2 separate regions of the Homo sapiens genome follow, and region 1 is linked to region 2. A link is a contact called in ENCODE Hi-C or POLR2A ChIA-PET data. All regions are on one chromosome and are shown on one strand. The core of a region is the stretch at or near the end of the contact, and the rest is flanking DNA. Distances in the headings are between cores, read along the strand shown. Region 1 has its middle 15 kb from the start of MIR2277. Region 2 overlaps LOC105379082 (a long non-coding RNA gene).

Region 1 (6,586 bases), core at 329-2,828, 1.1 Mb after region 2:
CAACGCAGGTGTGCTCTTCCTACCTAAACTCTCCCCTCCCTGCCTCGCTTATGGTAACTCTTTCTACCCACCCCCTCCCCTGGTTAAAAAAAAATCACAGATGTTTACTTTATTGATATAACCTATACCGTGGTTAGGCTGAGAATAATACGCCTCAACTAACAGTCATTTAGCAAATAATAGAGGCGTTCTGGATGCTTTCCAACGTTACACATGTACTTGGTCATAAAATGATACGTGAAAAAATTAACATCTGCTTTCCTAAAATAAAGTGTGCCAAGTAGCTTTTTATGAATTCTTTCCTCATTTTAAAAAGAAATATGGAGAGACAAACTAGCACCCAGATGTATAGCACATTTATAATGGTTTTAGAATTTAAAGGTAGCTATTCATTGCACAAGCCATTTAAAAACTGACGTTTTAAAAGCTACTTAACCCCAGACATCTTCGAATCCTGAGGAGTCTTCCAAATTTTATTATTTAAAGAGGAATTTACTGTAATTTAATTGCGTATCAAGGCAGAACTATGTGCAAGTCGGGGCACTGCAGCCTCAGCTCAACAGAAATTCCATCTCGCCTTTTATTTACCTAATTTCTCAGCAAGGTTCCCAGGCCCTTAAGAAGGCCGAGCTGGAAAGTTTAGTTGGGCTCTTTTTTGTTGTTGTTTAATTCCACTATTAGGAAATGAGGCCTACCTTTGAATTATTTCATTATGATTTGGCCTTTTGGGGGAAGGGGTGGGAACTATAATCATTAGTGGCTTTTTATTATTTCTACAATAAATGGCTAGATTCTTTGTTGAATAAGCTGCTTGAATGTTTTGCAGATGTTCCACTTAGACCAAATCTGACCCCCTATTTCCTCCCAAATAAGTCGCTTAAACTCTCCCTCCAGTCCATTTACTGGAGAACATCCTCCCTCAACCTAGCAAGTTGATAAGCCTAGGACATATTCTTATGAAATTTCACCTAACTGCACATGCACGCACACACACACACACCACACACACATTTACACACACACTCCCACCCACTGAGCCTCTGAGCGTGGCAGAGGATAAGAGAAGAGAAAAAAAAAAGGCGAGGAACTGGTGAGGCGGAATGGAAAGGAGGAGGGAAGTCAGCCCAGTGGTTACACCCCTGTGCAGAGGCGCGCCCTCCACTGGCCCCCTTGCCCCACTTTGTGCCTTTGGTTTGAAACACTGGAGGTGGCCCAGGGCCGTTTTCCTCAAAGGACTGAGAATCTTGATTTGCCAAGTGCTTGGGGCCTCCGCCCAAGGTGTTTGGGGGCTGCGTGGTGAGCCGAGGCAAAGCCAGGGTACCCCGATCGTCTTCCGGGCGCATCCACCATGCGGCACCGCCCCAGCCACGGCGGCCGCGCGTGGAGACCCGGGGGCTTAACAAAGGGCTCCGCGGGGGCACGGGGGGGCGCGGCCACGTGACAGGCCCGAGCGCGACGTCGCTGTCCAGCCGCGGGGAGGGGCGGCCAGCCCGGGGGGCCGTGGGGCTTCTTGACATAGAACGTCCGGGCCTCGGGCTGGCCGCGCCGGGCCGCGCTCCGCCGGGATGAGAAGTACTTGTCTGGCTCCGCGCTGGAGAAGCCGCACCTCTCATCTCTCCGGCTCTTACTTGAAAAAGCACTTGGAAGAAACTGTGTGTGCGCTGGGAGGGCCGCGGGGTGGGCCGGGGCCGGCTGCGAGGCTGAGGGGGGCCGGCTGGTGGGTGGATGGGGAGGAGGTTGAAGAAACAGCCCCTTTCTGAGTGACAGGACCCCTTTTCAAAGGGCAAACAGAAAAAAAAAAGAAGAAGAAGAAGAAGAAGCTCCTAATATGAATAGGAGAATTTTCAATGTTTCGCAGTTACTCCACCTCCCCCCTTTTAAAGAGGGATATTTTTTCCTTTCCTTTTTTCCTATTTTTCTTTCTTTCCTTTCTGTCCTTACCCTCCCTTCCTTTCCTTCCTTCCCTCCCTCCCTCCCTCCCTCCGTTCCTTCCTTCCTTCCTTCTTTCCTTCCTTCCTTCCCTTTTCTTTCTTTCTCTCATTAGATTGGAATTGCGTGCACAAACGTGTTTTTATGTGTTTTCAGGAGAAAGAATGATTCATTAACTTTAAAAAATCTTCATGGGTTTGTCAGAATTATTGAAACATGTTATGGTGTTTTCGAGGACCCACTGACCAGAGTGGAAAGGCAACAGACGAGTCACGCTTTCAGACAGGGGGTTTTAAAGATGCTGGGTTTGTAGGGGCGAAAAAAGGGAATATCTTACGAAGTTCTCCCTCATTCCAATAACAAAACCTGTCACATCTTCACTTCTTACTAGAAAAGATAGTGTCCTCATTTCCTCATGTGAACAGCTCTAAAGTGATTACTGAATGTCTCTGTGAGAAATCAGGATGGGAGAGGAAAGCTCATCACATTCAGAGATTTTTTTTTAAGCCTGCCTTCATGTAATTTAACCTTAGAAACACTTTTATTATCCTCATTCTCAACCCCAGCTTTTTTTTTTTTAATTGGAGGGCCATGCCATATAGAGGAGAAAACCTTCTTTTAAAAAAGATTTAAACCCACAGTACCACTTGTTTGTTGTTGTTGTTGTTATCATGATTATGATGGTTATTATGTCGTCCCCTCCTTTTTGCACTTGATCTGATGAGAGAACTTTTTTTAAGAGTGTGAAATGAAGGACACAAAGACATATATCAATGAAAAGAAGAAAGTGGCCCTTTTAATGAGAACTAAAGAAAACCCAAATGTAGATGAAGTGTACCGTAAAAGCTGCTTCAAAGTCCATCTTAATTCCCTTGGGCTCAGTCATCACGAACGCGTGATAATTGGGAGTTCTGCACGGAGGTAAGGCCGCCATAGGGTGGGGAGTCCCGCAGATGCACCTCCCTGCCCTGTAATCCCAAATACATTTCAACCAAGAACTTGGAGATATTACAGAACCCAGATTTGGCTACTCCACCTTCAAACGCTACCTGCCCATTAAAGACATTTTGTTTTCTTCCAGAGCAACTGTGCTCACTAGGGGAGCATCATCCTCTGTCCCACCCCACCTCACCCCCCAGCAGGCTGATATAGGCTGGACAATATTGTAAGGTTTTGATCATTATTTTGTGATCAACTCTGTTTAATTTTCTATTTATTTTCGGACCTGAGCCTTTCTGGATCACAAAAGTCCCCACAAGTAACACAGCAATAAATCTGAACAAAAATAAGACAGATTTCCTTATCGATGTGTAATAAAGTTAAAGGACATTGTTTTGTCAGACAAGCGCTAAGTAGAAAATAAATCTCAGGGTCTGGGGAAACAAAACGGAGCGCTGCTGGCATGTGTGTAAATTTACTTTTAAAAGCAATAAATCAATGTTAAATTAAACAGCTGGGTACCCTGTCTAGGAGAAGGTTCCGTGTTTAAGAAGACCTTGATGGGAGAAATGTACTATTTAACAAGACACACACACACACACACACACACACACACACACACAAAGTTAAATTTTTATTGGCATCCGGAGGCAAGACTGCCCTGGGAACTTTTCTTCTGAACTTCAGAGAGGGAGAGGGAAATAAGAGAGAGCATGAATTGTGTCTACTGTCCATCCTCAGATCTTTACACATATTTTCAGGCATAAGGAGAAAAGGAGGTTTTGTAGAAATGTATTAGATGTGTTCTAAATTGTGGGTTAAACTATGAAGTCTCTCTTTATTGGCTTAGGTTTGTTGGGTGGGTTGTGATTTTTCTGAGATTTTTTTTTCCTGTAAGTTCTATGACCTGTGAGTGTGTTAAGCATACTCTTATCTCATGCTTCCTTTATTCTTAATGTGGTTGTTTTGCACAGCAAATAGCACAGTAGAAAAATCAAGAGGACTGTTATTTCATATCTATTGTGCTTGTGTTCATTAAGTAGCAAACCTGAGATTGGAGTAGCATTTGATATTCAACAGGAATATTTTAATATTTCATTTTCTAATTTTTTTGTTTTTGTTTTTGTTGTTATTTTACAAAACTTCACTTCACTGGGAAAAAAATTGTGTGTGGGACATGGAGATGAGGAGAGAACAATAGAAAAGCCTAGCTCTGGCTCTGTATTCTAAGAACAATGTGAATCAATGAGCTACTATAGAGGCAATATTCAATAGCAGGAAATTAAGAGTAGTTTAAGACTAGCATGTATATACACTGGATTATTTTCCAGCCTTAAAATGAAATTCCAGAAAGACTCTTTAGAAAGCACACATATTATTGAGATGAACTCTCTCAGTCTTTTGAATTCAGATGGACTGGTTTAAAAGAAAAATATGCGGTACCTGCCTCTACAGAAACCAGCAGATTATTCTTTACTTTCTTCACATTGAAATCCCAGAAGCTTTATTTTGTAGTTACATTGTTAGCCCAGTTCCAAAGAATATTCATATAATTAGGTAACATTATTCAAACTTTAAAATTATTTTTAAAAAGTGTTTCAACCCCACCCCCACCCCCTTCAAGCTACACACTAACAGGGTAGTTTTCTAGCTTTCTAGCTACCTTTGACTTTTCTTCAGCCAAAGAAAATATCAAAGACCCAGTTGCCTGGAGAAGAATAAAGTTACAGCATTTATATTTAGGAGGCAGCATTCCATTTCCATGACCATCAGTGGCTTGTTAAGTAAATATGTGTCTTATGCCACTCGGAGAGAGCTCAGATCGCCTGTCAGGAGGCGTCTGGGCAGCCTTGTAAACTCAGAGTGACTTCTCATATCGTGCTATGTTTTCCCAGCGATGCGCTTTCCTCTGCGCTGAAGCCCTGGGAATCATTTCAGCCCAAGGTGAGCCTTTCAGGCACTGCTCTTTGTCCCCATTTGGATAAGAAGGTGCAAAACTAGTTAGACACTAGGCTGATTTTGGGGAGGTGGTAGGAGGGGATGGAGAAGCGGCCTGTTCTAATTAAAGACAATAAGCAATCCTGCGAGGAGCTGTCCTTTAGCCTTGGCTGGAGGCAGAAACGGTCTGTCTCACCTCAGTTGTTAGGTTTATTTGAGCTGGTCGGTGAGGCGAAGAGCAGAAACTTGCAGGTAGCTCTGGGCTCAGGTGAGACTGGGTGGATGGTTAAATCACAGCAAGTGATCTCGAAGTCCCCCTTTACCTCCCCATCCCCTGTCCTTCTGTGCTCTGTGCTTGACTCAGGCATACTTTGATTCTAACTTTGCTTGCTAGATGGCGCTCGGTGTCTCAGGACTTTCTGTTTCAGAATTAAAGCGGCTTTTTAGCACCGTTGTTCTGAACTATTTGTGGGCATTTGATCAGTACAGTGCTGGTAATGTTATTATTGCCCTTGTTTTCGTCACACTTTTTCTCTTTTTGATTAAGGTATCGTCCAGGTGGGAGCTGCCCATCTTAATCCATATAATAATGAAATTCAGGGAAACTCTGCACCTAAATTTAGGGCACATGTGTGGTTCAATTACCTGTTCTGGTGCACTTAAAAAGGCACCTTAGTAACTTTCCTCCAAGAATGTGATTGAGGTTTTCAAGAGGACAACTCAGCAGGTCCAGATGGTGATTTACAATCGTCGAGGTTTCCCACTAGAGTCCACCACCCTCTCCCACCACTACTCCCCATTCTCACTCGAAGATGAATCAGGCTGATGTGGGGAACTTATTACTTTCATTTGTCATTATGAGATAGCATTAATTGATTGAAAAAGTATTATGATTTCTTTATAGCCCAAGTACTAAAAATTTATGTCTACAAAGAGATATATTTTAATATTAGTAATGAAAGTCACTACACAGCTTGTTTCACAAGAAGAATGATTTGTGGATTCTAATGTATATTTATTTCAATCACTAAATGATTCTTCTCAGATATTCAAAACACTTTTGGAGGGATTCCTTTGTGTTGAAGCACGAAGAGAGAAAATCAGTAGTTCTAAATTTCTGGTGGAAAAAATTAAGATAAGCCAAAAAGACCTGAATATTGTTTTGTCGAATGAAGATGTCATTTTCACAGCACCCACTGCTCTCATACCATTGTCTGTTTTTTAAAGAAAGGATTGCTGGTGAGGAAGGCAACGGTTGCAAATTAAAAATATCTCTTTATAACTTTAAACACTTTGACATGGGAGAGTTTAACTTGTTACTTGCTTTTAGGATTTGGAAACTAATTTGTATAGAAATGTTCTACCTTTGGGGGAAATTAACAACACACAGAGCTCGGTGGTTTGGAAACCTTTTGTCAAACCTTGGCTGCTTTGGTGAAGAACCCCGCAAAGACTCTCTCTAGGTGTTAGGCTGAAACTAGCAGGCGCTGAAAACCTAAAGCAGAAAATTTACAACTTGATCAGCCCCAGCCACACACCAAAAAACCTGCTACTGGTGCAAACATATGTTACAGATTAAGTTAAGCAAATGGCTCTCATTTTTTCAGGGTTGAAAGTTGATCATGAAAATTCAAATTTGAGTGCATTGTGCTTCTAATAGATCACTAGATCCTCAGATGCTTACAAATCCTCCCCAACCATTTACTCAAGAAATTTCATATATTTTATCACCTTCTTGAGATCCTAGCTTAGAATCTCATGCAAATTGACTCTAGTCGGG
Region 2 (6,762 bases), core at 3,496-5,995:
AATATCCATAATATTAAACATTTATTCAAATGAAATTAGAATTCCACATAAAATGCTTAAATATTCAAAAGTAAAACTTAAGTTTCTCCTGAATTTCTTTATTCACATCAGAATACAATATTAGAATATTATGAAATAATTAAGACAAGCATAAAATATTTATTGAATACCTACTAAGATCCAGGCCTGATACAGATACTTTACACACATCAGTGAAGAAAATAGACAGATTTATATTATTGAGCAGCATATACTACAGCAGATAATTAAAGTTTTCTTAATAGTATCTGCTCTATTTTGGACAACTTTTAAAGAATTTATTTATAATAAAGATGTATTATACAAGTATAATTGTTTTATTTAAATGTTTTGACATCCAATGTTGAGGCAAATTAGATTGTATCCCTGTTTTTATCACCCTCATAGTATCTTCTAGTGGTGCTTTTGTTACTCCTTTCTTCCATTCCCTCTTTATTCTTTCTGTCTTTTTTAAAAACAGCTGCAGACCATACACTTTATTATCAGCTAAGGGATACGTTAAGTGGCTGCCTGCCCAACCACAGCCAGTTTGTATCCATGATCACTTGGCTTAGCTATCCCTGAAGGAAGTTAAGTTGTATCCTAGGGAAATTAGACTGAAAATCATTTTTTTCCCCATTGCCAGCCATTCCTAGAAGTTCTATGATTAATACAAATTTCACTTCTAAAATTATTTTATTCACCCAGTCGCTTTGAAAGTTATATACAATGCAAAAAATAAGAATGTTATCTCTTTACTTACATTTTAACACCCTTACAAAATCCCCTATATTAAAAATAATATTTAACATTATAGAACAAAGTTAATATTTAAAGAAGCTGAGTTGTTCATTTTTGTTTCGTTTTGTGTTGTGGTATGGGGGAACTTATTATTTTAGAATGACTCAGTTAACCCTTAATAGTTTCTACAAAATGGAAGATCATCAACGCAAAAGAAAATACATTTGAATTTCAAGAAACACTTCTAAGCAGCCTATACAAGAAAGCAGTGGGCATCAATATGAGGGCATTTTAATTTTTTTTAGAATTGTTCAACTTTTTACATGTCACACAATTTGAGATAACGGGACAAATATGTCAAAGGGGTCAGTGTGTCATATTCAGAGGAGAACCTGCTTTGATATCTGACAGATTAGGTTTGAATTTTGACTCTGAAACTTTATAGCAGGGTGGTTTGAGGCTTTTGGAATAAACATTCTGAGCCTTCATTTCATTATAATAGAAGAGAGGGATCATGACATCCACATATACAAAGCACTTGGCATACAGAGGTATGTACTCTATGGTAGATATTAGTATTCATCATGAGAGAGCCAGATTTAAGAAAGACAAAAATCCTATAAAGACACCGAACTGTTCATTCCAAGAACATAGGTTTTGTGTGATTAAGGAATTTGACAGGGAGGAATACACAAAGATAACAGACTGAATCAAACCATACCAAGATCTCTGAATACATGTCAAGAAGTAAAACAAAATAGTTATCTTTTAAAAACCAGTTTTGGATCAGGTACTATTAGGGTCTTTTACGTATGTTCTTCCAGGTATTCCTCAAAATAAAACTGAATCTCATAGCGATTGATTGAATAGAGCCAGACAAGAGCACGTGGAAATCCCACTTGCCTTCGTGTGCACCTTGATGTGCAGCTACTGACACAGAAAAATAGGAAGTGCATTGTGGAAGAGTTAAAGGGGCGCAAAAAGTTTTATTCTGGGAAAAAATGCTAGTTACTAGAGTACAGTCTTAACTGACCAAGAAAAATGTATATTTTGTCACAATTTCCTTTATGTTTCCATTGGGACAAAGCTAGTCTAATATATGAGACTCTTGAATGGCCCTTATCTTTGATATAAGTGGAGAGTATTTGCAAAATGTAATTTCCTTGCAGCCCACTTCATTATATATACCTATTTTCATAACAAAGCCTGTGAAGAAAAATTGATGTTAAAATCAATGCATTCCTTGAATAATTGAGATTTTTAAAATGGATCTGTACAAAAAGCTATCCTTCAGAACAATGTCTCTCAAGTACTGTTTGCATGAATTTACACTGATTTTCCTTTGGAATTTATCTCACTTAAACTATTCATTTTTTTAATCATTCACAATATTTCAAAGCTACTTCTCTGTTTTTAAGCATTCTACTTTAATTTGAAAATAAAAAGAATGTAATAAAATTGAATGATTAAATTGCACTTCTGCTAAGCAGGATTATTTTCTTATATCTTATATCAGAATTTTATTAGGTAATTGTTTTTCATCAGTATGTTCTGCCTACATCCTAGTAGTTAGGAAAATTGGAAAAGCATTGCCAGATTTTCTTTGTACAGACGTAATCTTTACATTTCTTAAATTGTGCTTGACAATTTGAAGTGATGACAAAATTATACCTTTGGTTGTATATTTTTCTTATCATACTAATTTGAATCTAATAGAGGCAATATAGAATTTTTTCTTTTGTCATACATTATAATTTCTATAATTCTTTATAATATTGAAATTCTGTAGTTCAACTATTGCTTCCTAAAATACAACATATGCTCAAATCAAACAAGATTATTAATTTAAACACATAAATATTAGCTTTATTATTGTTCCGAACTTAGTTTCCTTTTGGGTTGTAAAATATAAGATGTGAAACTTATCTTTTAAAAATCAAGTGATCTTTGATTTTGCTACATCATCTACTCATGTGTTCTGGGCCTCAGTGGGGACCAGAAAGCTAAGGACTTAACATGTTTCTATGACAATTTTAGGAAGAAAAAATAGTATCATTTTACATCTCCACCTTCTCTTCATCAGAAAACAGACCTTGAGAATTATTGTAGATAGTCTTACACCATAAAGATAAATGCAATTTTGAGGAACACGTAACATGATTGCTAAGCAGTTGTGTGCATATATGTGTGTATATATATATATCCAATTTTGCACATTTAGTAATAGAATAACATATTTTTAAAATGAGGTCTGCCCTCAGTAATAAACTTTCTTATTTGTTAACAAATACTTTTAAGAATTCTCTAGAGAATTCTTGGATTGAGCCATAGTTACCAGAAGAATACTTCTGACAAAGACACTTAAGCAGATATAAGAGAGCGCAAAGGGAAGGCAGAGAGATGTTTCAACGCTGTCATTTTAAAACTTCAAAAAGCATCTCCACATCAGAAGCGACTTCACAGATCCCGAGTCTCTACATTTCTGAGATATTGTTTGGTTTCATTTTTTTTTCTCTCCAGGTTCCAGGTTCCATAATCTTTTTAAGAGGTATAGGATTTGGGAAACATAGTATGGAGCATGAAATTTCTCTCTCTCTCTCTGTTTCTCTCTCTCTATATATATATGTATATATAAATATATACATATATATTTTTAAATTATCAGATTAGTGATTAAGACAGATATTAGAAGAGAAACAACAAAACTGTTATTTTTCTTTCACCATTCATAGAATTACTGGTACTTCTATATTAAGAAACAAAATAAAAGCAATCATTTAAACATAAGAAGTAGTATGATAGATATATTTTTGATAAAAATCAAGTAAATATTTGTCTCTAAATTCAAACTACCCACAGTGCAATCAGTAAGTATTAGAAAACAGGTAAAGACTTGTTTTATGTGCTCTGGCTATATGTCAGACACAGAAGAAACAAGTAGAGCTGATAACCCCTAACTTTTAAGGTCTATTCTAGACGTAAAGATGCAGTGTAGTTCCAAAATTATAGTTAAAAAATATATATATACAAATAATAAATCATCCACAGTAAATGTTGGAAACAGAAAAAAACAGGCAATATGTACAAATATATAACTTCTCTAATATGAATATTAAAAAGAATTTATAAATAATAGAAGCATGCTGATTGTTTTATAATATTTTCAAATTCAAATTAAGAAAAAGATAATGAAGCTGTATTCAAGAATATTAGAAGTATTGTGAATATATATAGGACTGAAAATGATTTTGTATAACAGCAAAAAGCAAAATTGAATGGCATTCTATTTAAAATGCTTTCTTTTTTATATTTAAATGTATTATTTTAGAGAAAATTCATCATTTAATAGGTGGCTAGCAAACTGTTTCAAAAAGCAAGATAATTTACAATTGAGTATAGTATATCAGCATTTCCATATTTTGCATCATCTTGATTTAATATTTCTGGTGCTTCAGCAACGCTAGTGCCCATTCTTGGTAACCACATCACCACAGAAATGTAATATATGTGTTCCGTATCGTTTCCTGCATTATGTGTGTGGGTTGTGGTTGTTGCTTAAGTTCCCATGACTATTGAGTGAGGAAGTTGGGTATAATTCCTGGCAGCATAGTAGTTTATCCATTACACTAAAGAGCAGATCGTATTTCAAAATGTTTTTCTGAGATCATTACAGCAACAAATGGCAGGGTTATCAGCCTTATTACCAATTGCCCAGAAAATGTGGGGAAAAAAAGCCACTAAAAATAGCCACAGGAAGCAATAATTTCTATGACAAAATGTTCGGCTGTTTACTTAGTACGCTAAGTAATATATTTTTGATCAAAGATAAACAGTTTAAAAAGTTACATTTGTGTTGTGGGGAGGCAAGGCTGAGGGAAGGAGGAAATTGCTGTTCCCTAAAGGCTGATGTACCTTGTAAAATAATCTGTCTTCAAACTCAGAATGAAAGGGAGCCAAAAACAGCTTTGAATTACATGAAGACCCTGGAGAGGCTGTTCATTACACAATTTGCTGTAGTGGTTTGCAGATGTCTCATTTTGTGAGTCAGATTATGCACTTTATTTTTTGTTGTTTAAGTTATGTTGTATAGCGTTGGTTATAAATTCTTTCCTGATTTGTCACAATTTCTCTGTAAACAGCACAATGTCTACTTTGAACAAACTGATACATTGTACCCCTGCTGTTTCAAAACTGTGACTGATGAAAGAGCTGTACTCTGGCTCTGAAGCAAGTAAGGTACTTAGTAGAAAATGGCCCTTTTATATAGTGCATCCAACTATAACATCAGAAGGCTGGACTTGTAACCACTTTATAGAGAAAGTACCCAAGAGTACATGGTGAGGTGATCAGCAAAATGCCAACTCTGAACAGCAATGAGGCAGTGATGTCAAATGACCCGTTTTGGCACATTTTATTTTAAGGATGTAATCCTGTAGCACATACATAGTCCTTGCTAAAGTTAATAAAACTTCCATTATAAGCTAAGAAGTCTTACTAAAAAAATACTTATTCATAGATTTGTTCTAAAGTTGGGTTCCTGGTTTTAACTGAGGTCATATTCAGGCAATAAAGACTCTAACAAGAAAAAACCTTTTTTCCTTAATTTGGGAAAAAAATGTCATTATGCCTTGGGAAGTATTATAATATTGTTGTAATCATCTGCAATCCTCATTAGTCTTCTTATTATATCTGAAGCACTTGTATTTGTTGAAGTAGAAGCAGCTGAGATAAAAGAAATTTGAAAGTGAAATCATTACACATTTGAGTCAGTGCCTTTTTCAAACTGGAAGCCTGCTCTATTACTCTTAATGAGCTGATGCCCCAAATACTGAAAATGGATTCATATTTCTTAACCTCTTTTGAACCTCTAGTTAAAAACTGTGGTGTGAATTCAAAAGGAAAAAAGAATGTCAATGGTGTTTTTAAACTATTCATTTGGGGAACTATTAGTCAACCTTTACAAACTACTTGATAGTAATATTTAGCCAAGTCTAAAATTAATGTTTTTATCGATTAGAATACTAAAAGAAACCTATTTTAGTAGTTATTTTATATTTTTAAGGATCGATTATATGTCATATAATTCATAAACAACAGTTAATAGATACTTAAAATTTAAGAAAATATTTACATGTTAAAATTAAATATTAATAACAATATATGGATAAAAGCATATAGAACTAAATATACATGCACACAAATGAGTAAAAATAAAACTGAAAAAGCTGGATAAAATTGATATCAAAGTCAATATCCTAGGCTAATGTTATACTATAGTTTACCTTTAGCAGAAACTAGGTAAAGTATACACAGTATCTCTTTATTATTTCTTTCAACTGCATGTGAATATAAAATTATCTCAATACAATTTTCATCTAAAAATTAAATGTTACATAATTACAATTTGATCTATCTATAGCCTCTAAATTTACAAAAGGAATAGGCATTTTTAAATAACTGCTCTAGATATTTAATCGATAATAAATACCTAGTAAGAGGAGATACCCTAAATTTAGCATATTAGAAGTCAAGTACACATATAGTATGAGATTTTATAGGTTAATAAAATATAATGTTAATTTAGAAGAAAGGGAAGTGTTTCAATATTTGAAAAGAGCAAATTTCTAATTCCCAGGTATTGTGCATTTTCACTGCATCTAGTGAAATCACTGTTATAAACCACTCAAAGCAACATCACTGGTGTTGATTTTATTTGAAGATAATATAATCCAGTTTTATATTGTACTTTGTAAATCAAAAGCAACATGGGACAGGGAATGTTTGCAGTACAGATCTAAGTTGGAGGAAGACATCACTTTTAATTAAGAAGCACTAAAGTGATATATAGTTCTATAGGAAAAGTGCCAGATCAGAAGAAGTGAAAACACTTAGGTTTTAATAGTTTCCTTTTGGTGACTCTAACTATGCTAATTTGTCTTTGATAAATTGTGACAAGGACTGTCAACTTAAATGGTCAACATACTCATTAAAATTAAGCAATAA

Evidence for each region. A loop is a pair of places that touch in the nucleus more often than their neighbours do. ChIA-PET counts read pairs that join two places held with the same protein, here RNA polymerase II (POLR2A). Pooled maps may share reads with other maps.
Region 1: a map of chondrocyte shows a loop between it and region 2 (4-fold over the local background). The contact joins two enhancer-like sites. A Hi-C loop is called at or near these places in 1 of 168 maps with a recorded cell type or tissue (chondrocyte) and 1 of 50 pooled maps. POLR2A ChIA-PET finds 5 or more read pairs at or near these places in 1 of 52 experiments (BJ).

What each region holds. Positions count from the first base shown.
Region 1 is chr5:93,602,798-93,609,383 of GRCh38, forward strand. No RefSeq gene overlaps it. Among named protein-coding and RNA genes, the nearest start is that of MIR2277, 15 kb to the right of the region's middle. RefSeq lists a silencer at 5,026-5,320. Within about 2 kb of position 1,579, at least 6 of the 41 ENCODE cell types and tissues checked have a DNase peak (open chromatin) inside an H3K27ac peak, as active enhancers do.
Region 2 is chr5:92,547,991-92,554,752 of GRCh38, forward strand. LOC105379082 (a long non-coding RNA gene) reads right to left here. Exons shown (of 4, transcript NR_188298.1): 4 at 5,147-5,481. Among named protein-coding and RNA genes, the nearest start is that of LINC02058, 390 kb to the right of the region's middle. Within about 2 kb of position 4,746, at least 6 of the 41 ENCODE cell types and tissues checked have a DNase peak (open chromatin) inside an H3K27ac peak, as active enhancers do.